Linked DNA regions of Homo sapiens: region 2 is linked to region 1. The links are chromatin loops, found by intact Hi-C in ENCODE. Cell type or tissue: GM12878. All regions are shown on one strand. Each heading gives the region's core, and the rest is flanking DNA. Links, peaks and the distances in the headings are about the cores only. Region 1 overlaps LINC01221 (long intergenic non-protein coding RNA 1221). Region 2 holds the start of LINC02789 (long intergenic non-protein coding RNA 2789).

Region 1 (12,693 bases), core at 2,189-10,188:
AAGAAATGTATTTTTAATGTTTTGATTCTAGATCTAAATTCAAGATCAGCATTCTAGCTTTTTGTCATGTATTAATTTCTAATATCTGAACTTACTATTTTCTCTTCATTAGGATGTATAATATTTCCTATTTTTAACACTACAATTTCCTGTACTTCAGAGCTTTTCTGTCTTCTCTTGACCAACTTATCACTCTAAACTACATATTCAGCCACTCACTGTAACTTCTCTAACAGCTAAGGATCCCTTAATTGCTTGAATGTTCTCTATTGTAAATCTCTAATTTCTTCATAGCTACATCCTTGCCAGGTTCCAAAAGGTCTTCAGAGAAGTCTGGACTCCTATGCTAACTTATGTTGATTGCCTACTCTATTGTATAGTCCTCAAAGTATTAATTTTACCTGTCTTTCTAATATTCAGCTAATTTTTCCATGTGGTTTAAATTTATCAACTTTCCTCCTTTTCTTCATAAAGTATCCCTAATGTTTCATTATTCTTTATGCAATAAAATATCACATATCTTATCTCATACATACAAAGTAGAGAAAGAAATACCTTTCTCCCTTTCTCTATTTTTAACTAGGTCAGGTCCTTTTGTACTGTGTAGTAGGCCGAGTTCTAATACACCATCCCCTGAAATCCCAAGATTCCTGGTCCCTGGTGTACACACATTTTCTCTCAGTTATTCAATCAAATACTAATCTCGGTATCTCTGTGAAGGGGTTTTGCTGATATAATTAAAAGTCTTAGGTTTTAATCAATTGACATTAAGATTATCCTTGTGGGCCTGACCTCATCACATAGCTACTTTAAAAGCAGAGAGGTTCCTCCAGATAGTTGCAAAAGAGCATTTCAGAGATTCAAAGCACCATTGCTTGCTTAAAGATGGAGGAGGACACATGGCCAGAAGTGCAGTGGCCTCTTGGAAACTGGACCAGGCCCTGGCTAATAACCAACGAGGAAATGAGGACATCACCCGGAAGGAACTGAACTCAGCCAAGAACAGGAATGGGCTTGGAGGCTGTTTGTGCCCAAGACCCTGAAGATAAGAAGTCAGTCCAGCTGAAATCTTGATTTCAGCTTTGTGATACTTTGAGCAAGGAGCCCCACCACATTATTCCAGACTTCTGACCTATAGAAAGGTGCTAATAAATGGGGAATGATTTTTTTACTTGCTACATCTGTGAGAATTTGTTCCACAGCAAAAAAAAACTAATACTGCAAAATTCAATTCTCTCTACTTGATTCTGAAACTTTCTCTATCAACTAGCGCTTGTTTTGTGTGTGCATGTTTAAATTCTATCCTATCCTATCCTATCCTGTCCTATCCTATCAGTCTATTATTCTGCCTCCTAATTTTAATACCAATCTTCTTGCAAAAATAAGCTACAGCTACTATCTATATTTTCTCCTTAATTCTGAAGAATACAGAGCCAATGTCCTGTGGAGCATGAATGATGTTTTAATTGACAAATCCTGTTAACTTTGTTCACCCTTTCTGTTTCTCCACAGTGTTGATTACTGGCAGGCTTCTCTGGTCATCTTTCTCCCTCCACTTCTATCAACATGGAGTTTTGTACTCAGCAAAATAAAAATCTTTCAAAACTGAGCACCAAAACAAAACAAAACAAAAGATATTTTTATATTAAAAAACCGAGAGACTTTGTTGGTAGCAAATTAAAACTACAATAAATGGTTAAATGAAGGAATATGGTATCAATTGGAAATGTGGATTTCCACAAAGGAATTGAGGACATTTGATATTATAAAAATGTAGGTAAGTATAAAAGAAGTTTATTTTTCTTATTTTTGAAAACATTAAGTAATAATTGACTTTTTAAATCAAAACTAGTAACAATGTATTGAGGAGTTTACAATATGGAGAAAAGGAGTAGCAAAAGACTATTGTAAGATTCCTAGAATGTATGTGAAGTAGAGTATTATTATTTGATTGTACGCTGTGATAAGTTAAAGATGTAGAGAGTAAATCTTAGAGCAATTACCAAAATATGATATAAGACAAATAAATAGTGGAGACAAAATTGAATAATAAAAAAACTATTAAATTATTTCAAATTGTTCTCTTCAAGAGACCAAAAAAAAAAAAAAAAAAAAAAAAAAAGAGAGAGAGAGATGGGACAAATGGAAACCAACCAGGAAGATAAGAGATTTAAACTCAAACATTTTAATAATTACATTAGATGCATTTACATTCAGTTGAAAGACAGATATTGTCATAGTGGATTAAAAAATCTAGGCCTGGTGCAGTGGTTCACACCTGTAATCCCAGCACTTTGGGAGGCCGAGGTGGGCAGATCACAGGATTGAAACCATCCTGGTCAACAAGGTGAAATCCTGTCTCTACTAAAAATACAAAAATTAGGTGGGTGTGGCGGCGCGTGCCTGTAATCCCAGCTACTCGGGAGGCTGAGGCAGAAGAATTGCTTGAACCTGGGAGGTGGAGGTTGCAGTCAGCCAAGATCGTGCCACTGAACTCCAGCCTGGTGACAGAGCTAAACTCCGTCTCAAAAAAAAAATATATATATATAATGTAATATATATATATGTATGTATATATCTATTCATATATATCATATATTTATTTATTATATATATTATATATATTTATATATTATATATACACATCTCCTGTTGGAAATTCATTTTAATATAAACATATAGAAAGGTTAAATGGATCAAAAAAGCTATGCAATGCTAATACCAAATACAAGAAAGATGGAATTCCTATTTTAATATCCAACAAAGTAGATTTCAGAGCAAAACATACTACCAATGGCAATCAGGCATATTACATACTGATAAAAACATCAATCCATCGAACAGATATAACTACCCTAATGTGTATGTAACTGTTAACTTAAAGACATACAAAATAAAAACTGAAAGGAGAAATAGACAAATCCACAATTATGGTTGTAGGGCACACTCTTTTCTGAATAATTGATATAAGATGGGGGGAAAAGGCAGTAAAGTTAAATATATATACCACCATTACCAACTGGACATGAATGAAATTTGTTGAACACTCTACCCAATAACAGCAGAACACACATTCTTTGAGGTACATGTTGATCAAATACCAATATAGATCATATTCTGAACCATAAAGCAAACATCAATAAATTTAAAAGATTTGAAACTATACAAAGTATGCTCTTTGGGTATCATATTTGGAAATTAAACAACAAATTTGTAAGTAACTTATTGGTCAAAAAAATCACAAGGGAAATCAGAAAATGTTTTGAACTGAATAAATATGAAAATACAACCTATCACAATTCTTAGGACAAAGCTAAATTGGGGAAATGTGTAGTATTAAATGCTGAACAATTACTAGAATAACAAAAACAAAAAAAGTGCTGGCGGGAACACAGAACAACTACACTTTGCAAACTTTTTAACAGTTTCTTATAAATTAAAACTTTTACTTATCTAGATATTTCCAATCCTAAATATTTACCAAATAGAAATAAAAATATATTTCCAGTCGAAAATATTTAAGCAAATTTTCAGAGCAACATCTTTCATAATAATCCCCAACTGAAAAAAACACACAAATTTCACTCCTAGATATTTACCAAAACAATTCCACTCTTACATATTTACCAAAGAGAAATACAACTATGCGTCTAGACAAAGATCTATAAGCAATTCTTCACAGCAACTGTACTCATGGTAACCCCAAGTTTTGTCCGTGGGTGTGTAAATAAACAAATTTTGGCATATCCACACAAGGGAATACTAATCAGCAATGAGATATAAACCTATTAATACATGTTACAACACGGGTGGGTCTCAAAAGCATTATGCTAAGAAAAAAAAACAAAAAGCTACATGCAGTGTGCTTTCATTTATATGATCTTCTGGAAAAATCTAATTGGTAGGAAACTCTACAAACAGAAAACAGATCGGTTGTCCATAGTGAGGGTAGAACAGGGTATTTATTGGATAATACAATGTTTGGGATAATAGAAATGTTCTGTATCTTGATTGCGGTAAACATTGGTCAAAGCTAATTGAACTGCATATTTTTTAAAAGATAAATTTTGATGCATATGAATTACATCTGAATAAACTTCACTTTTAAGATGTTCTAATATATTCAGAAAGTTTCTTTCCACTTTTATAGATTGAGTCAATTTCTGTGACCTTATCAACATAATACTCTGCTCTGTCTAAATTTCTTACTAGTATTAGAAATACAGGATCTTTTCTTTTCAACTTTTACTATAGTTTCAGGAAATGAAAATGTTCAGAAAATTGTTTCTCCTAGATTTTCTCAAGAGGGGTAACAGTGCTGTTGAAAGTGTCATATGCCAGCATTATTACTGTTATTGGACAAGGCGTCATATAAAACCTATGCTTTTGTCTTTCGATTTCTACTTTCCAACATGGTATTTTTGTGACATCAGACATCTGTAGGGTTTACTGGCACCTCATTTTTCAATGTGATTTCAACATATGACCATCCCATTTCAACTTCCCAATTTGGAAGAATACCATTGCATTTTATTACAAAAAAAAAAAAAAAAAGAAAAGAAAACGAGAAATTCCAGAAGAAAATGGGTTTTTTATCAGGATATTATGAGTGCTGGTAATTAATTTCCTCAGTGAAAAGGATGAGCCCTTAGGAATACAATGATAAAAGAATATTATTCATCTTCTTCCTGCAAGCTAACAAGCAAATCAGTATCATTAGTGTTTTTGAAAGATTAACTTCTCACCTAAAAACATGCTTAGGGATACTGAACATTTGGTATCACTAATTTTCTTGAGCGCATGTAATAGCCTTTTAAAAATATTTGCTAATAAAATGAAGTTCACTCCTCACTTAAATTTCAGCTTAAGCCACTCCCTCTTTTAAATATTACACAATTCATTCAATTTTATAGTCTTAAAATTATTTCTTATTCAATTTTCTGTCACTCTTAGCTCATAACATATTCATTTAAATGTAAAAAATTAGTTCTAACTTTATTTGATTACCTTTTAGGTAGTGATATTGAGTTGAACTAATTCTACATTTTTTAATATACCTAGTGATCTAGTGCTGCCTTTTGTTTATGGAATGTTGATCATTGTGATTTTTAAAATGATCATTATCTGGATCAGATGGCCTAAAACTAAAAGTATCCCCATTTAACCTTTCTTATTTGCCAAATCAGCAGAACTCAAATACATTGTCTTCATATAAACCAGATTTTCATTAGTGTTTACCTGTCAAATTTCCATCTATTTTTTGATACAAGACTCTTGCTCATTTCAATTATTTGTATGCTCAGAGGCCTCATCATTCTGTCTTTAACACCAGTCACACATTTTCCCTATTACATTGTAGAAATCTGAAAATAACCAACGCATGTTGCTGAGTTCTCAGATCAATTGCCTCCTTGTTTTGAATATTCAGTTTATGGTTAAACTGCTGCATTTCAATATCACATGCAAATAACCATTTTATCAACATTTAAAAATCCTCAGTGATTGACTCACGTCTCTTTTCATCACTTTACTGCAAGAAAGGAGTTGAGCATAAGTAACCTTCTTGCATTAACCTCAGTCACTATATCATGAAGACTTAAACAGAACTGAAATCTGCAATACAGGAAATAGATGATTAATTAAAGATAATTTCTGTCATTAATTAAGCCATTCTTTACATAGTGGCAGAAAACATGGTATTTTCCTGCCTCTTCATAACATTCATTATTTTCTGTTCTCTAGAATTTTTAGCTTTGAACTCTTCTTGTGCAAGTACAGGTGTGTGGATGATAAATGTAGAGTGATTCTGAACTTACCAATACAACTAGTCTAGGCGTCATCTTACTCCTCAGGATTAGAACTACTTGAAATCTGAGAAACACGTACAGCCTCCGTGGCTGGTTCATTTTGATTGCAGCCGAATTTTTCCCTCCTGCCCCTTCATCATTCTCACTCTAAGTGTGTGGTAGTCTCTGATGTCACTGAGATTTTGTCTTCTGAACACCAAATCAAGCCTTTGCACACTTTTCCATACTCTCAGATTGATTTTAAAACAAATATATGAAAAGGAAGTGAACCCAAGGCATCCAAAGTATTGGTGGTTTTCATTTCTTCCAACTACTATATTGTATTTCTTTTCCTTTTTTTTTTCACATAGTTACTTTGAGCTTGTACTTAGTGGACATTTTTCTAGACATCTCCTGGAAAAAGTTATTTGTTCATTATTTTAACATGTATAGATTCTCAATTCATTGCACTTTTCAAAATGAAGCTATACATTTGCTGTGAATTTTAAAACTTGTATGCATTTGACATTTCTTCCACAGTCTTTAAATTTTATAATCCGATTTTGAAACAAGCTCCAATTTTTGTTTATTATTTTGTGCATTGAAATAGATCATAACATTCCCTTTTAAATAGATTCAGAGAATAAGCCATTGCCACTCTATTGTTAATCTCCAGAATTCTTCTTCTCATATTTGATGACATACTTATGTAGAAAGCATGATGCAGCCCACAAAACATTTTAAATGGTTTCAGACTAGTGAGAAAATAAGATAATGGACAAATAAAAATAAAGAACCAGGAAGTAAGGGAGAATTTGTTAGTAGTAGTAAAATGAGTATTCAGACCAGAGAAAGAGTTTAGCTACCAAATTCTTATCCCTCTTGTCATTTTACCAACCTTTCTGAAACCCTTGAAAATGACTTTGTTTCAGGATTTTAGTTTATTCTTTAAAAAAGTCTATCCACATGTGTATGCAAGTCATGAGAAACAGCTTCACTATGACAGCCACCAGATGACTAAAACTACCCTTTATAATCTACTGAGATTCACTGTCTACAATCTCAAAGGCAAAATGTGGACATAACTCATAACCCTTTTCACTAACCACATTTTAATAATAGAAGCCTACAGCAATTAGTGGCACCAAATTAGTAGGAGGAATAACCAGAAAACAGTCAGCAAAGCATACCTAACAATTTCAAACCCACTCCCAAGCTATTTTTAAAATGTTTACAAGTAATAAGACTCCCAGTTTCACCACACTTGACAAAACTCAAGACTAAATGTTTCAATTTCCATTTACAAATAAGTATTAAGAGATAATAATATAGCAATGTTGTTAAATGGGTAAGATTTCAGGTAGATCTTCAATAAAAGCACTGGAGAATTTAACTAGGAGATAACTACCACTTTTAGGATTCTTTCATTTTAAGGGATACCATATGTAGCATCTATGTCTTGGGCCTGAGGACTGGTGCTTTTCTGAGGATGACACCAATAGTTAAGTTTTCTGAAAAGTCCTTGTTTATGTGTTCTAGAAAGTCATACCTTGAATTTTCATGTTTTTCCCTCAACATTCTGCCAACTATTTTCCAATTTCAAATTCAATCTCTCTTTGTAAATTTACATAGTCACTCTTTCCTTACCCTATGTCTTGGGAGTATCTTTGATTCATAATAATTCTAGTATCTCTTTTTTTTTGACATTTGAAGTCAACTTTCCTCTTTCATTTCTGATACTCATAGCTTTTGTTTTATGTTTCTTATATGATATTTATCTATCTGTCTATTACTTTGGGCAATTTGTTTAACCTTTCTGAGTTTTTTATTTGCTGAAAATCAGCTTAGTAATTAGATTAAAGGTATGACAACAATTAAGAGGCTAAATGACATAATGTACTGAAAAGCACCAAGCAGAAACTTGGATATGTATATTGCAAGCCAATCTATAGTTTCTGAGTTTCTTCTTTTCTCATTTTCTTTTATTTTTTCTTAATTAGAATATTCTCTTTTGCTACGCATAATTTAAATTTATTTTTTTACTTATACAAAACAGAATCATATCATTCCTGTTTTATATTTATCATATTTCTTTATATGTCTATGACATCATTGTTTTACCTCCAACAACCAGGAATTCCAAGACACTAGCGTATTTAAAACAGGCTTGATCATCATAGCCAGGGCTGGTCAGTGGCCACAGCCTCAGCTCCAACTGCTTCAAAAGGACTTTGTTAGAGCTGAGTGTGGCTGACCTCCCCTCTTCCCAGGGGAAAGGAGAATGTAAGGAGGTCTTCAATGTATACGTGGCATCATGGTCAAAGGCATTTTCAGTTTCCACTGTTCATACCTGGCCTCGAGTCCTACAGAATTCTGATCATTGCCAACTCAGTCCCTCAAGATTATCTCCTCCTGTCTTAGCAAATAGAGTCCCAGCTTCACTGACTGTAGCTGCTTGAGGAGAAAACAAGACCACGTCTTAGTTCCATAATAGATTAAAGGTTTTCATGAGCCATGCTGTGGCTGTGCAGTTCCCCTGGCTTTTTCTTTCACAAGAAACAAATCAATGTACTGTCTTCATTTGTTTAGTCCCAGAGTTTCCAAAGCTCTCTCTCAGGTAAGAAGAAGAGCTCAAGTGTTTTGTTTTTTTTTTTTTTTTTCCTCTCTAAGAAGACATCATCTTATCCCATTAGTTAAAGAATATTTGGTTTCATAGATTGAATCTAAAAATATGGATACTTACAAATATGAAACCTATTTATCCTGGTCAAATGATGGGATGCCATTGAAATTGAAGTGGTATTGTGTAAAGTTTGTGCTGGATAGTTGTTTTATTTATTTTATTTTGCATGCAGCTTCTGAGAAGTTTGAACAGTAGCAGTTTGTGATGTGGCAGTCACTCTTTCCAACAATACTAAGAATTAGTCTTTGTCCACACACACCAACTGCAATGCAGTCTCTGTTCTAGCACACACTGATGCTGTTGCCTATTTTCAGCTGGGTTGATGACTACATTCCAGACTCATGAAAACTAAGCACTGCTGTTATGGTACAAACCCTGGGTTTTCCTCTTGGCTGACACTAAAAATAACCCACCAAATTTGTAATTTTCAAGATAATTTTGGCTTTGGCTTTGTAAATGATGACATACATCTGGATTATGTCCTCTAACCTTGACATTGTTTCAAGTGTTATCTCTGAACACATCAGCTCTTAGTTTGTATTAAACAAATCCATATTAAATTATTTTAGTTTTGTATCTATGTGAAAAAATACAAGTGCAAATGTTTTGAAGATGATTCAGCATATATTTTCCCTAGTAATCATTTCATTTTTAAAATGTCCATATAAGTAGAATATATTAATTTACTAAGGTATAAAAAAATTTTAATGCAGTATTTTACTTCCAGCTACTTTTCTTCCACTTCAGACATAGAAAAAGAAAATATAGTTGAAAAGCAACTTATGACATTTTTCAAAGCTGCCAAGTTGTCGAACTTTGATTCTTGTGAGGTGCTAAGAATAAGCACAAGAGGGTGAAAAGTCTACCTATATCACTCTTGGGGCTCTGTGACAACTAGGAAAAGTGATTTCCACTCATTCCTCAGTCCCTGCCCCAGCAGGATGAAAGCATGTTGTTTTACAAGAAACATGCGCCTTTTCTTGAGTAGTAGGGAGACAGCTGATGCAATTGGAAGCTTTGCCATCTGTCCCTGTGACCACAGACTTTACACAGAAATGCTCCTACCAGGTCATGTATTTAGATTCTGTGGTCATGTATTTATACTATGTAATTAAAACTGCTGGGGAGAGAAAGGGTAGGCCAGACTGTGATGGTCTCTCCTTCAAGCCCTTACATAAAGTCTATTCCTGTTCTTGTTTGCCTGATGTTGATCCAGAACTTTTCAAGCTATCAATTTAGTGTAATAGATGCCTGTCATGACATTCACAAGGAAGGTCAAGCTACACACAAAATGATTTTCAAATTTTAACTTGGTAAGAATTTTTCATGAAGGATAGAATGCTGTATTCTGACTTAAGAAAAGATTTATTATTTACAGAGTGATCTTTAGCAAGACTTGGAATTTCCTCCTTCAGTGACTTTTGTCTCTCAGTCAGCTAGTGAAAGCACACAAAATGATCTTTCAACATTTTATCCAACGTTTAAATATTTTTATGGTGAGTATTTTGTAAAGGAATATAATGCTGTGAGTACATTTATCAGTGGTGTTTTTTTTCAAGTCTTATGGTGATAAACAAATCTGGGATGGGGATCATGACCCTCTGTTAGCAATGAACCTCATCACTAAGTCAGAGAGAGATTAGCTAGAAAACCTTAATGCTAAGATGAAGGGGAGAAGTGGGAACAAGAAAGAATGACAAAGAAGACAATAAAACAATATGTGCAATATGGGGGGATCTTCCTGGGGACATTTCACTGCATAGATTTACTTACCTCAACTAATAGAACAAGTTTTCCTGGTATTGGCTCCCTAAAGAACAGTACAGCTAGTAAGGATTTGCTGCTTTTATAACTTGACAAAAGAGAAAGTTTTATTCTCCCCTTAAACGTGATACATGTTTCTCAGACTAATTAGCAATATAAATTCGTGGTAGAATAAGAGTATCACTGAAACTCCTGAAAATCAGTCAAGCCACTCAGGAGCTATCGAGCAAGCATCTCTGCAGTGGGAATAGGCACATCAACCCTACTAACTGCACAGAGAAGAGCAAATGGATGGGAATGAACTGTGCCTCCCTTTGCATATTAGCTTATAAATAAAAGGCTGTCTACTGTTTATTATAAAAGTAATGGAAAAATTAGAAGACTTAGGGCATACTCAGGCCTTTCTGACAAGCTCGAGTATGTTTTCTCAGCATTTCCTCCCAAACCATGGTAGGCAACACACACACACACACACACACACACACACACACAGAAATCAAATCCAACACACTCACACAGAAGTCAAATCCAACACACACACAAACCCAATCCAGCCAGGAGGATCTCAACTGTCATCTAGATAGTATCTCTGATTTGAAAGGAAAATTGAAGAAGGAAAGAAGAAAGAAAAAGAGAGGAAGAAAAGAAGAAAGAACAGAGAGGAAGAAGAGTAGGAGTGGGAGAGAAAGGGAAAGAGTAGTAAGAAATAAAGGAAATTGAGACATTTTCTCTCTTGTGCTGACCACAACCATGGAGAAAAAGGCAATTAGACTATCTTATATCTTCATTGAATTGAAATCTCTTCTTCATTGAAAATGGTCAGTATGAAAGAGAATTCTATGCAGTTGTTTTTATTTATTTATTTATTTATTTATTTATTTATTTATTTATTTAGAGATGCAGTCTCGCTCTGTCACCAGGCTGTAGTGCAGTGGCGTGATCTTGGTTGACTGCAACCTCTGCCTCCTGGGTTCAAGCGATTCCCTGCCTCAGCCTCCAGAGTAGCTGGGATTACAGGCACGTGCCACCACCCCTGGCTAATTTTTTTGTATTTTAGTAGAGACAGGGTTTCACCATGTTGGCCAGGATGGCCTTGATCTCCTGACCTTGTGATCCACCCACCTTGGCCTCCCAAAGGAGGATTACAGGTGTGTACCACCGTGCTCAGCCGTTATCTTTTATTTTGAAATTAAAATCAGTTGCCCAAGAGAGCATGATGATTGTTTTTGTCTAGAGACAACTGAAAAGGGTGATGTGTTGCCCTGTATGACTTTCAGAACTTGAGGCATGTTATCAGTGCCATGCTTATTCAAAACATCAGTGAGTGGATTAGTCTGGTATTTGATGCCGTTTATATTCCAACCTCCCTTGGAGATTTCAATCCAAATGGAAGAGTGTATAAGATTTTTGACTAAAATAGACCAATGAAGTAGCACACATAGAACAAAATTCTAGGCACTCAACTTCAGAGACTCTATGCATCCATCTTAAGGAATACTCTTCATACCAAGAAAGAATTGTGATCTTTTCTGGGCCTGGAATCCTTTTCCCTACTTCTTTCTCAGTTAACACCCTTTAAGACAAAATAGAAGTGCCACTTTTTAAATATAATTTACCTTCTTCAAAGCAAAATTTTTTGCTTCATCTGTGAGTCTCACAACACCATTAGAGGCATCATTATAACAGGACCTCTTGGCACAGAAATTATTTTATCCGTTATCTCTTCTCCAAGATCCTCTGGAGCAGGACCTATGCCTTATTTAACTTTTTAAAACTTATTTGTTGTGGTTTGACACTCAATAATTTTAAAAATAATAATGTAGTAAAAAATTATTGTAGAAGGTTAGGAAATACAAAGGGGAATACATCAACAGATTTTTAGGAATTAGCAGAGAAAATGTTATTAAGATAGAGAAGAAGAGGAAGACATAAATTAGAAGAAATGGCGTGGGAGTGTATTCGGGGAGAGAATGGTGGGAGTGTAGGTAAATGGAGTAGAAATAGGGAGGTTGACTGTGGGAAACACAGAAAGATTAGTGTATGAGAAGCTGAGAGATGAGGCTGGGAAAGCTGTAACTTGAAACTGTGGGAATTAAGTCAAGAGGAAAAAGTTGGTTGATTTGTGTGAAGAAGGAAAGAAGAATTAATGGAAAAACATTGCTGACTACACAAAAATGCTTGGTTTGAAATGGAGGAGTCAATAGCAGTGGACTGAGTACAATGCAGCAGGAAATGGTGAGGCAAAACCAGTAACAGGATCTAAAAATGTCCAACACTTTTACCAGGGCCCTGCAAAGTGTTCGAAGGGAGTCTTTTGTGGATTATCTCATTTGGTCCTCAGAAGCAAATATCACAAGGGCATAAAAATGATCAATAACCCCAATTCATTCATTAAGACATTGCTCCTATTCTCAAGGAACTTATAACAGATCAAGGTGAGAAAATATAAAGAATAGGGAT
Region 2 (12,693 bases), core at 1,587-9,586, 71 kb after region 1:
CACAGCTGAGGAACACAGATTTTCTAGCTTTTAAAATAACTTCATTATAAGGTGAATCTGCAAATCACTAGGCTTTTGAAGCATGCCGCCAACATAAATAAGCAAATACAAAAAGAAAAAAGAATAAAAGCAAAAGAAGATGAAGGAGATTTAAGAGAACATGTAAAAATTCAAGAAAAGTGTGAAAGAACTGTAATTAATAAAGTAACATATAATAGGCAGAAACACGGTGGTTGAAGCAATTGGCCCTGGCAGTGAAGAATATTTTATAGTTGACTTTGTTTAGAATTTACTGATGCATGGTGATGATAAAAATGAAAACTGATATTTGGTCAACTCTAGTATTATTCTAAAACGTTCTTTATTCTAAAACGTTCTACAATAAACCCCTTATTATCTGTACCCAAAAGAGATTGCTCCTACCAACCATCCCTTAATGTGCTGCTAAGTTAATATCCTCAAAGCAATGAGAGAAGCATTTGTACTCAGTCCAGATTGGAGTAGGTGCATTAAGCACTTCTGAATGACAGTTTTCGAACAAAATCTGGTCCACTAACTGTTATTAAAGATATGGAACAACTTAGTAACACTTCAAGAGAAAACAATGAAATTGAAAAAATTAGATAATTATTAAATACAACAAACTAAAAAGTACACAAAAGGGAATTGTGGTATATTATTGGTGTTAGAAGAGAATGGTACTAGTATTCTCTACTAGTAGAGAATACTAGTACTACTATTCTCTACTAGCCACTGGGTGCAGTGGCTTACAACTTAATCCCAACACTTTGGGAGGGGGAGGGGAATCACTTGAGCCCAGGAATTCTAGACCAACCTGGGCAACATAGCAAAACCATGTTTCTATTTTTAAAAAATAAAATAGAATAATATTACATAGTAAAAATAATGGCAATATAGAATACGGATAAGAACATAATGTAATCTTACAGTTATAGGAAGTGCATGCATGGTGTCAAAAATTAATATATCAAAAAGCAACAATCATATATTTCATAAACATGGAGGTATAGTTGAACAAATATCCCAAAGAAAGTGGTTGTACCTGGGGATTGGAATGATTGGGACTCAGAGAGTAGGGGTAACTACTTTTTATTATGGGCTTTTTGGGCATAAATTAAATGCATATATTACTTTGATTAAACTCAAAAAGTGAAGATTATATGGATTTAATTAGAACAAAGCTATAATAATGACATAAAACATTTCCTGTAACTCTATAGGCTGTCAGACAATGCAGAAGTTAAAAAAGTCACATTTGGCACGTTTATTTCACACTACATTATTCTATTTTATAAAATTTAAAAAATTCTGTAATTCTGAAAAACATTTGTTATCGGAATGAAAGATAACATAACTAGTCTTAGATGTAGAATTCTTTCATAAATTAGAAAAAGACCACCTTTATCTTTAATTAATAAATTTTAAAAGTTATGTTTAATTTAAACTTAAGATTTTTATATAGTATACTCTTTGATAATACATAATTTGGAAGCAGATTTTTTAATTTTAAAAAATAAATGTGTAAAATAAGTATGCATTTTTAAAAATCAAAGACTTAACTAGGATTTTATTGTAGAGATGGTATGATCTTTCTGGCTATATATACTTGGAATTGGGCTGGGTCCTAATTGATACATAGGAAACCAAATAACCTAGAGAAAACAATACCCATGAATGATTAGCAAATTTCTTACATATAAAGGAAATGATTTAACTTCAAGAGACTAGAATAAATGAAAACATATTCAAAATTGAAAACGTTAATGGAAGGTAAGTTTGGTTTGCATTTGTGCATTTTATTTTGCAGACTAGAACAGACATAAACTTCTAATTCTGTTAACATTGTAGCAGTTCATGGCAGTACAGGGGAAGACTTTTAGAAAAGAAAAAGATACTGGAGGAAAGGATTGATCTTTTCTGACAGCATGTAACACTTTTTACAGGGTAAACAATAATGCTTAGATTCTTTTCCTTTAGCAGCAAAAAGGCTCTGCTCTCAGTATTTAACAGCAGAATGAACAAAACTTGCTTTATAAAACAAACAAATCCATAGTCTATTTCTGTTTGTTGGTTTTACTATGGTGAATTCCACACAAAAGGGGATTCCTTCCTACTGCTTTAACATAACACATTTCCGTGATTATGAAGTGTAAAAGTGCTAGCCATTTTAGGTCCAAATATTGAGGCTCATTATTGTGGTGAGTTTGAATGTTGACTTATATGAGATTTTCTTCTTCCCTATGCAAATGAAGTGGCAAAATGTTGCTTTTAGGTCGAGATCAGGTAAACTGAGTCTAGATGCATCTAATTCATCTAACTAAATCTAATTAAACTTAATTAAATCTAAGAACCCACTAGATGATGGTAAATCAGTTTTGTAATATCTAGCAATTGCTTTAAAAATTTTTTTTTCTCTCTAAAAACACAGTATTTGCTGGCTCCTCTATTGCTGGATATGTCAGCTATTTACAGAAGACTTTCAGATGAGATCTTGCAGAAAGGATCCCAAAAGGCATTCATTAGGAGAGAGTTAATTATTTGGTTTTACTGTGAAATGGAGAGTTAATTTCTGTCTATCATGGCACCACAATAGTTTTAAGGTCATGAATCATTTTGCGATCATCCCTCACATATTTTCCTCTCAGATGTATACGCTTCCTATTTCATATCCATTGCTCAGATTAGCTCTTCCTTTTGAATTTATTACAATAGACACATTGGGGTTGACTAGTACTTGCTCTATCCTTTCTTGTTAAGAACCCTGTCATCCTGGTCCAACAGCTTTGTATATGATTCAAATATTGCTTTTCACAGAAGCAACTTTTAACATGCAATGCGAACATCCTCATTATGGGAGAGATGAGAACAAATAACAGCATGATATGGCTGTCTTCTGAACTGTGCACTTATTGACCTATTTACCAATTATAGCTTTCTCATTTTAACATTGTGCATTATGGATATTCATCAAGGACAGTAGATAACTCCTATGAAAGTAGAGTCCATATTAGTATGAAATGGAGGTTATATTATTTCCTATAAAATTTACTAAAAGGCAAGCATTAAGAATACAGATACAAGCATATAAGATTGAAAGTCTGAGTTAATTCATAACTATTTCAATGATGCTGTGGTGGACTTGATAGGCTAGTTAGCATTTCAGCATGCATTCAATGCACATTAATAGGGCTATTAATATTATATCCTTATGTTGCTGTTATAAAATGAGAGTCCTTTTTAAAAAAAATTTTCGCACGGTTAACTGACTAGGACTCCAAAAATATCATAAATATTTTGGAGCAATGTTATAAGAGTTATTTGCCCCTAGCACGTTCTAGTTTAGCAACATGAGTGTTAAGGAAACCATGTCAATCCAGTGTCACATCTTTGCCATTTCAAATAAGACAAGTGCAAATAGTTGTGTGTGTGTGTGTGTGTATGTGTGTGTGTATGTGACAAGTTGGATTAAATGTACTTTGTATAATTAAGTTCAGTGAAGTCAGCAGATAATATCAAAAAGGATTAGAAACAAGCCCCTTATCCTCAAAATGTAAAATTTTATTCATAGGAGCCAATTTTAATTTAATTATCTTTTTTTGAAAAGTGCCGAAAATACCTTAAACTAGGGCAGGATTTTTTTTATTACTTTAAAGATATCTTGATTGATACTTTCATCCTTATTTTTTATTCTTTTTGGAGGTATAAATTAAATGGAAATAATATGGAATATATATTAGATCTGACCAATGTGTCTCAATGATAGAAAAATATGGACAATTCACTATTTTATGATGAATATAAAAAAATTCCAGAAATAAAAGTTAGCTTTACAAATCTGTTGACTGAATTATTAATAATCCTAGGCAAAAAAAAACACCATCAAGAAAAAATAAACCTTTGATTTTTGCTTAGAAAAGTTAGTAGTCATTGAAAAAGTAGGTCAGTGAAATAACTGGATTACTCAAATTAATCAGAACTGACAGGTAGACTACTAGAAGTCTACAGGCTACAGAGTTTTGGTTTGAATGTTTTTGTAAATCTGGCATTTCTTAGGAGACAGATGAAAATTAATAAGATTATGCTAATTTATAGCATAAAGTAAAATGTTTTATAGCACTAATACCATCGAAGACTTTACTGAGCACTGAAAAGTAAATGTAATAATTCTAATTGTAAATTTATTTTATGTTTTTCAAAATCAGAAATCATCCAAAACTCAGTTACACTGATGCAATTATTTGTACATGCAAATATAATTAGGATGAATATTTTATGCTTAACTTCAAAACGATGGTAAAATTTCCAATACCACATTGTATTTTTAAGTTCATGCAGTAAGAGTCATCTAAATGATGTAAAGAAAATAGGGGTAAGCAAGTGTAAACATAATGGTTTTGCTTTTTAAAATAGTTCTGGGTGGATTTAAAAATTATGTATGTTTATACTTTACAAATTTAACACATTAATAAAAGTCCAAAATTTGGAAAAGAGTGATAATGGATTTACTTACGCAGGCCACGTTTTTAAATTTTGTATTATTCCGAGATGGCTTCTTATGCTACTTGATGTATCACTAGACTAAATATTCTTTGGGTTTTAAATTGATGGTAAATGTGTTGGCCCCCAGTTGAAGATTCCATGTGAAATATGCTGTCTGCAAGAAAACGCATCACTCTAAAGTGTATTTTAAAACTATTAGTAAAGGCACTTTCCACCCTGATAATTTGCATAGAACACAGTGAAGCAAAGAAACATGCGATGCCTTCCAGCTAGATGCTAATAAGGCCACAGGAAAAAAAAAAAAGAGCATTTCAAATATGTCTGCATAGCACCCCCATGTCTTTCTCTAAAGTAGGCTGAAGACTCCTCATTGCTTACACTGCAAAAATTTAGAACACTTTCAAATAAAATACATCTTCACCACTTTTTTAAAGGAAATTATTACGTGTTACTCTTAACTGATCTATTTTTAGGAGCCAAAAGCAGCAGGGTATGTCAGAAAGGGCTGCTTCATGAATTATGTATTTGTCCTTTTTCCACTTGGCTACATTCGTTTTATTTTATGAATCCTTGAAATCCTGAGAATGGTAAGTTTTAGGCTGAAATTTTCAAAATTTCCTAGCCATATGCTTACTTATCCAGCTACATCTTTCTACGAGGCACTTGCTCCTCAGAGAAACCAGCTCCAGGACCTTTCTTCATGAAATATAAAAGTGATTCATTTTTTTTTAAACGAAGGCTGCGTATCACTTGAATTGTTTTCATTTGCATCATAAGGTTTTTAATTACTACTGTCATTGTTTTCACTTCCCTAAACTTGTAGTTAAAGATTCAAAGTGTATTCACCTCTCAAGGCTTAAATTCTATTAGATGGTGCATATTTTGTTATTGGCTTACTGTTTTACCAGAAAATCACAACAAACTATTGCAAATAAGTAAGTTGAAAGTAAACTGGTTGTATAAATTTTACAATTTCCATTAGTTAAATATGGTAGCAACAAAATTATAAAACCTATATGAACAATATTCTTCCATAAAGCTTTGTGTAAGAAAAATATTTCTAACAGCTGTGACTAAAACTCTAGAAATAAGATCATTATTGCTGACCCTGAGCTGAATATTAAACATAAAAATATTGATTTGCTCCTCATCCTCATAAGAACATTTGCTTCGGACATAAATAGGAGGGTCTGGCTCACTGAAAGAAGCTCTCCCACTGCCCCCTGCATCCTTTTGTCTTTATCTAATTCCATCATCTCAGATACCAAAGATTCCCTCTCACAATGGTTTGCAGTTGCTTGTTATGCATGACCTTCTGTATTTTGCCTGTTCCTTTCGTTGCCCCTGGAAAAACTGAAGAGGAAAAAAAGAAGAAGAAAGAAGAAGAAAGGAGAAGGAGAAAGGAGGAGAAGGAGGAAGGGGAGGAAGAGGGAGAGGGAGAGGGAAAGGCGGAGGAGGAGTAATAGCTGTACTACTGCCTTTCCCAAAGTCGGTTCACGCTTGATGCTCTCACTGAAGCAGGTCAAAGAAGGTGAAACTCCTTCCTTTTCAATAGACTGCATTTTTAAAGTTAGAATTCCACATTGTACTTAAATAATATAGAAAATGTAATTTTCAGCCTTTAAACCACAATTCCAGACCACAAACAAATTTTGAAGAGCGAATTTAAATTTCTTATGAACTATTTTTATGATATTAGTATAAAGTTAATGTGGTGATAAAACCTTTTGCAATCATCTTCTTGGAGATCAGGGCTTATTTTCCTTGATAATTTATTTAAGTTTGAGAATATTAGAAACAACATCACCAAAAATAAAAGTGGGTTACTTAAAGATTTTTTTCTTGCAAATGACTCTTATGTCAAGTCACTTGATTTGCAACAAATAATAATTAAATTTTCATTCGAATAATTTTTTGGAAGAGCTTTCCTATAAGTGTAAAATTTGTACTCAATGTTTTCCTTTATTCAAAATGTCAGAACTTTAATTTCTGGTGATGTTAAAATACAGCAATAATATGGCAAAACATATTAAATGTGAGCAAAAGTGAATGATGTGAAAGGACCAGAGTGTATAAGGAGAAAATTTAGGTATTTATGTACTCTATAATTTTAAAATTATCATTGGAGAAAATGAACTTATCACTATGCACATTTACTTCATCTGCAACCATTGTTTATTGCTTTAAGGAATTATTCAAAGTATCTCTCTATTCTAAACCCTTTACAGTTCTTTATAAGTTAGCATACATTTTCTTTTTTTTTTTTTTGTAGAGACAGGGACTGGCTTTTTTGCCCAGGCTGGTCTCAAACTCCTGGGCCCAAGCAATCCCCCTGTTTCAGCCTCCCAGAGTACTGGGATTACAGACATGACGTAGTACACCCAGCCTTTCAATGGTTGATGATAAAACAAAAATTCAAACTAGAACAGACTGTTTCTCAGACATTATATGTCAGTGATTTGTGATGGTTTTAAACACTTTATGCCTGTTTTTATTTGTTAGAGACCAATATGTGTCACCAATACAAGAGAGAAGCATCCCTCTTGATCCCAATCTCTTCTCTTATGGTGGTTACATTTAATGTATATGATAAAGTGATGAGATGTTTGCCTGTGGTTTATGGGCCCAGAGTAAGTTACTAACCTTATGTCTATTGGTTTATTTCACACAATGTATATTCCAACAGTGCTTAGCTTTTCCAGAAGAAAAGAACATCAAAGTTTTCCAAATTTACATACATATCAACCTAAGTATTCACACCTATTCATAAATACAGTCTTCAAATTATTAAGTTGAGATTATTTTCAAACTGATCTGTAAAACATACATTATTAATTAGAGGAAATATATCTTTATAAGAATAAAACACTTGTGGTTTACTAAATTACTAAGAATTAATTATAAACTGGTGGTATGTACCTCCCTCTCTATCCTTCTTTTTTACTAAATTGAAATAAATCAAAAAAAGAAAGCAGGTGGGTAGTTACAAAAATGTTTCATTAAAAAAAGCAGTAGGAACCACAGAGAATCTTATGGTTTTTGAGTAGAAAGTCTGATTCTGCAATGCTGACTGTTGCTAAGACTGAGGCTGTGCAGAATTTAAATATGATAGAAACAGTGAGCTTGCAATATCTGTGCCCACTGAAATACAGAGAGCCCTAATTTGTTTTGCTTTTAATTATAATGACATTTTCTATTATTAATCACCAATTGGGAAGCAAGATGCTTTTTGTGATATGCTATTTTCAAGTCATAGTTTTTCTCCATTTGCTATGCACTTTATTTTTGTATACTGAGTTCATTAGGTTGCATTAGGCTCCTTATTAGAGAGAAAGACAAAGCTGGTCATTGTGCCCAAAGTGTCTATGTTTCAAAGATTACATAGATCATTATTTAAAACCATTTAAGTTTATGAGGAAAGAGAAACATTGTCCAGAGAATAAAGGCTACCTGCTTTGTACTTATTACTATTATTTTTATTAAGAGCAAATTATGTGTGCATGATTTCACATCTATAAACAACAAAAAGCCAAAAACCAAGTATAAAGGAGTAGTTTAAACTTTGAATCCCGTTCTCAATAAGTTCTTGAAGAAACAGTACAAAATAGGCAGAACAGAAAGATGAAACCAGAAGTTAAGGCATTAAACTTTGTTTTTAATCAGCCATATGAATGGTAACTCAACTTTTTGCTAGGTGACCATCTCTCTTCATAAATAGCAACTGTGATCATGATGACAATGTTCCAAACATAAGAAAATAAGAACATAATTAATCCTACAAAGTAGCCAAAATTCTGAAGTAAACATATTCCTTAGTATGACACTGAGGACATTTTCAGGGTAAGACATTGACCATGCTCTTTGGATTCCAGAAACGTAGGCATTCCATGGAGTTTTTCACACCCACAGGCCTTTGTTCATGTTATTTCCACATGGTTCCATTGCTCAAATGTCTTTTCTAATTTCTATTCTCTGTAATCCTTTTCCAGTCCCCATAATCCAAACCAATCACTCACTCTTCTGATCATACTTACTTTGTTTATGCTAATACCATAACAACTAAGTGTGTATGTCTCCTACATTAATTTGTTAGCATCTCAAAGAAAAGGACCAGGTGTTAGTCTTCTGTGTTCTTTCTAGCACCTAGCAGTGTATTGCAGTGTTCACAAATGTATACCAAATAGAATAGAATTGAAAAGATATCATTATCCTGATGTTAATTTTATGTGTCAACTTGACTGGTCCAGAGGATGTCAAGATGTTTGGTTAAACATTACTCTGGGCGTCTGTGAGAGTGTTTCTAGGTGAAATTAACATTTGAATTGATAGACCTAGTAAAGTAGATTGCCCTTCCCTTTGTGGTGGACTTCTCTAATCTATTGAAGGCCTATGTAGAACAAAAAGACTGAGTTAGAGAGAATTTGCTCTCTCTGCCTGGTAGTCTTCAAACTGGGACATTGGTCTTCTCTCGCCTTCAGATTTGGACTTGAGCTTGAACTGAACTTATGTCATTGGCTTGCCTGGTTCTCAGGCCTTTGGACTCAGACTGGAAATATATAGGTATATTCTATTGGTTCTTTTTCTCTGGAGAACCCAGAATAATACAATTATCAGCCATTCATTTGGGCATATGAAAATTTACAACTCTTAATCTTATTTAAAGGCCCATTTTAAAATGAAATTTCTCTTCCCATTCTTTATGAACCTATAAACAAACACTGTCTTCAAAGAAGAAATAAGAACTTCAGCAACCATAATTTAATTATTGCAAACAATTCTTTGGTCATGAAACAACAGCTTTGCAAAGTGGAACTATTTCATGGTACCATTTTATGGAAGGACAACTTAACAGCTACACTGGGAAAAACAATTCAGCATAAAAGTGATAAAATCACCCCGTTTCACCTCTGCCAATGGCTCATGGTGTTTCTAAAACAAGGGGAAGGAAATAGCCCTAATTATGTCTTGTTCAATTGCATCATTTAAAGCATTAACCTGCTTTTAGCAAGGCTGTTTTTGATAATCTATCTTTACTAAGCAAATGTTGCTTTTCTGCCATCTTTTCCCTATGGAAAAAAAATTTAGATTATTTGCAAATCATTAACACTAGGGAATATTAAAAAATAAAATATATTAACTTCAGTTTTCATGGGTTAAGAAAGAAAATGTTTGAGATAATAACTTATAAATAGGCACAGTAGGCCTGATTCTTCTAGAAGAGTATACATAGAAATGTGTATCTGACAACTCCAGTGTTATCAAACATGTATATTTGGAAATAGCGTTTACTATAGTGTACTCTCTGTCCTTCACCAAGCCAGTGACATACAGTGTATTCATGGCTCTGAGAGGAGATAGAGTAATAAAACATACTTGGTTTTATTTTATGGGCGATGGATTTTGTGTGACTTCGATGTACCAGTGTAAGTTCATTGATTGGGTGACTCTGATGTACCAAGGTAAGTTCATACGGTGTAACAAATGTATCACTCTGTTGTGGGCTATTGATAGTGGAACAGGCTGTGCACATGTAGGGAGAGGGGTATATGGAAACTACTTTCTACTCAATTTTGCTGTGAACCTAAAACTGCTCTAAAAATTAAAGTCTATTTAAAACAAAAGTAGGGGAAATAATCTACACATGAAATCCCTAAAGATAATTATGGTGCCTCATTGTATACTAGACTTTCTAGAAGGTTGTATCAAGTCTGCTTTCTCTGTACAAGTGCTCTCAAGGAACAAGGGGACACCCCTAGGTGCGTTCACTGAGGAACACACATGCAGGAGCCAAATGACTTCACACTCCTCAGTCAGAGAGGGCTAACATGAATTATAGTCAAAAGAAAGACAGGCACAGAACTGAACCTATCCCTGAAACTGGCTTCTCCCAAATATCTTTTCAAAATATCACCTTTCTTTTCTTTAATATTTTTCTTTGCCTATTTCTCTCAAATCCTGAAAAGGAGAAGGGAAGACAGTAGGCCCAATAAAGTGCAAATGGGAAGAAAGGGTGGTTAAAAACGATGACAGGTGTAACTGAAATCTGGAATGCTGTTAAATTTTTAACTCTCTCTCCTAATTATAGCCCTCCTGACACTTTCTGTTTCTGAGCTCCATCAGTGAATGGTGGAAATGACCTCAATACATTTCATTAACTAGATCTCAGATTTTTTTTTTCTTCTTCAATCACTTAAGCAAAGCAACTCTCAAGCCTGACTGTCCTGTAAAAGGTGAGGTCTCCTTCTTGAAGCTGAATCACTCCCTTGGGGTTTGAGGGTCATTTACCTTTGGTTAGTACAGCAGATGGAATGTTGTATGCTTGGCTCAGGGCTTCTGGCTGAGTGCCCTGGACTGTGAGGACAGTTGCTTAACTCAGAAGGTGGCTTCAGATTCCCCCTACCATCTTTCCAGGGCTCCCAGCTACTTGAGAAAGCTATAAATTACTGTTGTTAAAATGTTATACAAGAAACTAAAATATCTCAACAGCGTAAAAACCCAAGCCATTCAATTATTAATTAAAAAGGCAAATGATTTAAATAGATATTTTTCAAAAGAAGACATACAAATGACCAATAGTATATGAAAAAAAGTTCAGTATCACTAATCATCAGGGAAATGCAAATCAAAACCACACTGAGATCTCCTCCCACTCCAGTTAGACAAAAAATAACAAATGCTGGTAAGGATGCCTATAAAGCGGAACCCTTATATGCTGTTGATGGGAATGTAAATTGGTACATTTGCTATGGAAAACAATGTGTATGTTTCTTAAAAACCTAAAAATGGAATTACCATGTGATCCAACAATCTACTACTGGGTATATATCCAAAGGAAAGGATATCAGTATGTAGAAGAGATATTTACACTCTCATGTTTGTTGCAGCACGATTCACTATAGCCAAGATATGGAATCAATCTAAGTGTCCTCAACAGATGAATGAATAAAGACAATACACAATGAAATACTAATTTATATATACATATATATGTGTGTATATATATACAGACACAAAATGAACATATATACACATTGCATATATATACTACATTATATTATATGTAGTATACAATGTATATACAATGGAACACCATTTAGCCATAAAAAATTAAATCAAATCATTCAAGGCAACATGAATGAATCTAAAGGATATTATGTTAAGTGAAATAAGTCAAGCACAGAAAGATCAATACTGCATGTTTTCCCTCATATATGGAAGCTAAAAAAGTTGATCTAATAAAAGTGGAGTATAGCATTGCATTTACTAGAGGCTGGAAAGGGTAGGAGGGAGAGGAGATAGGGAGAGGTTGGTTGACAGGTACAAAATTACAGCGTAAACAGGAAGAATAAGTTATAGTGTTCTACAGCACTGTGAGGTGACTAAAGTTAACAACATTTTATCGTATATTTTCAAATGTCTAGATGGGAGAATTGTGAATGCTTCCAACACAAATAAATCATAAATTTTTTAGGCAATGGATTTGCTAATTACCATGATTTGATCATTAGACAATGTACACATGTATCAAAATATCACACTATACCCCCCAAAATAGTACATTTCTTATGTGCCAGTTAACGTAATAAAAATGTAGGTACGGCCAGGCGCAGCGGCTCATGCCTGTAATCCCAGTACTTTGGGAGGCTGAGGCGGGTGGATCACCTGAGGTCAGGAGTTTGAAACCAGCCTGGCCAGCATAGGGAAACCCCATGTCTACTAAAAATACAAAAGTTAGTCAGGCATTGTGGTGCATGCTTGTAGTCCCAGCTACTCAGGAGGCTGAGGCAGAAGAATCGCTTGAACCTGGGAGGCAGAGGTTGCAGCAAGCTGAGATTGAGCCACTGCACTCCAGCCTGGGCCACAGAGCAAGACTTCATCTCAAAATAAATAAATAAATAAATAAAAAGTAGGTACAGAATTCCAGATCAGATGTGTGCCCCAAGAAGTGATTTAAATAATAAATTATTGTTTCATTTCTGCAACATAGAAATGAGGAGCCAGTTTCTTAGAAAAATGAAAAAGAAAAAGACTTCATTGTATGAACATTTATTTCTTGGGCTTTTATTATAGTTACATTGTAGCACTTGTGTTAAAACTCATACATTTATCAAATAACCTAATGGTCCATATAGAGCATAATGAATGCTTCACAAATTATCAAAATTCTCTTGG

What was found. Hi-C counts contacts between places; a loop is a spot of excess contacts. Peaks named below come from ENCODE experiments on the same cell type or tissue, not always from the same donor. Only the 100,000 strongest peaks of a DNase experiment are listed, where the experiment ranks them.
Region 2: a loop joins it to region 1, with 2.0 times the contacts of the local background. A loop is called at or near these places in 2 of 110 quality-filtered maps.

The regions. Positions count from the first base shown.
Region 1 is chr1:199,075,012-199,087,704 of GRCh38, forward strand. It overlaps LINC01221 (long intergenic non-protein coding RNA 1221), which reads left to right. Exons shown (of 3, transcript NR_126351.1): 3 at 1,513-1,724. Among named protein-coding and RNA genes, the nearest start is that of LINC01222, 62 kb to the left of the region's middle. In GM12878, for the core only: no CTCF peak of the experiment used is centred there; a DNase peak (open chromatin) is centred at 6,950; H3K27ac peaks cover 491 bases.
Region 2 is chr1:199,146,947-199,159,639 of GRCh38, forward strand. It overlaps LINC02789 (long intergenic non-protein coding RNA 2789), which reads left to right and starts at 1,652. Exons shown (of 4, transcript NR_147896.1): 1 at 1,652-1,791. The region is part of intron 1 of LOC107985243 (a long non-coding RNA gene); the gene reads right to left. In GM12878, for the core only: no CTCF peak of the experiment used is centred there; DNase peaks (open chromatin) are centred at 4,886 and 5,264; H3K27ac peaks cover 281 bases.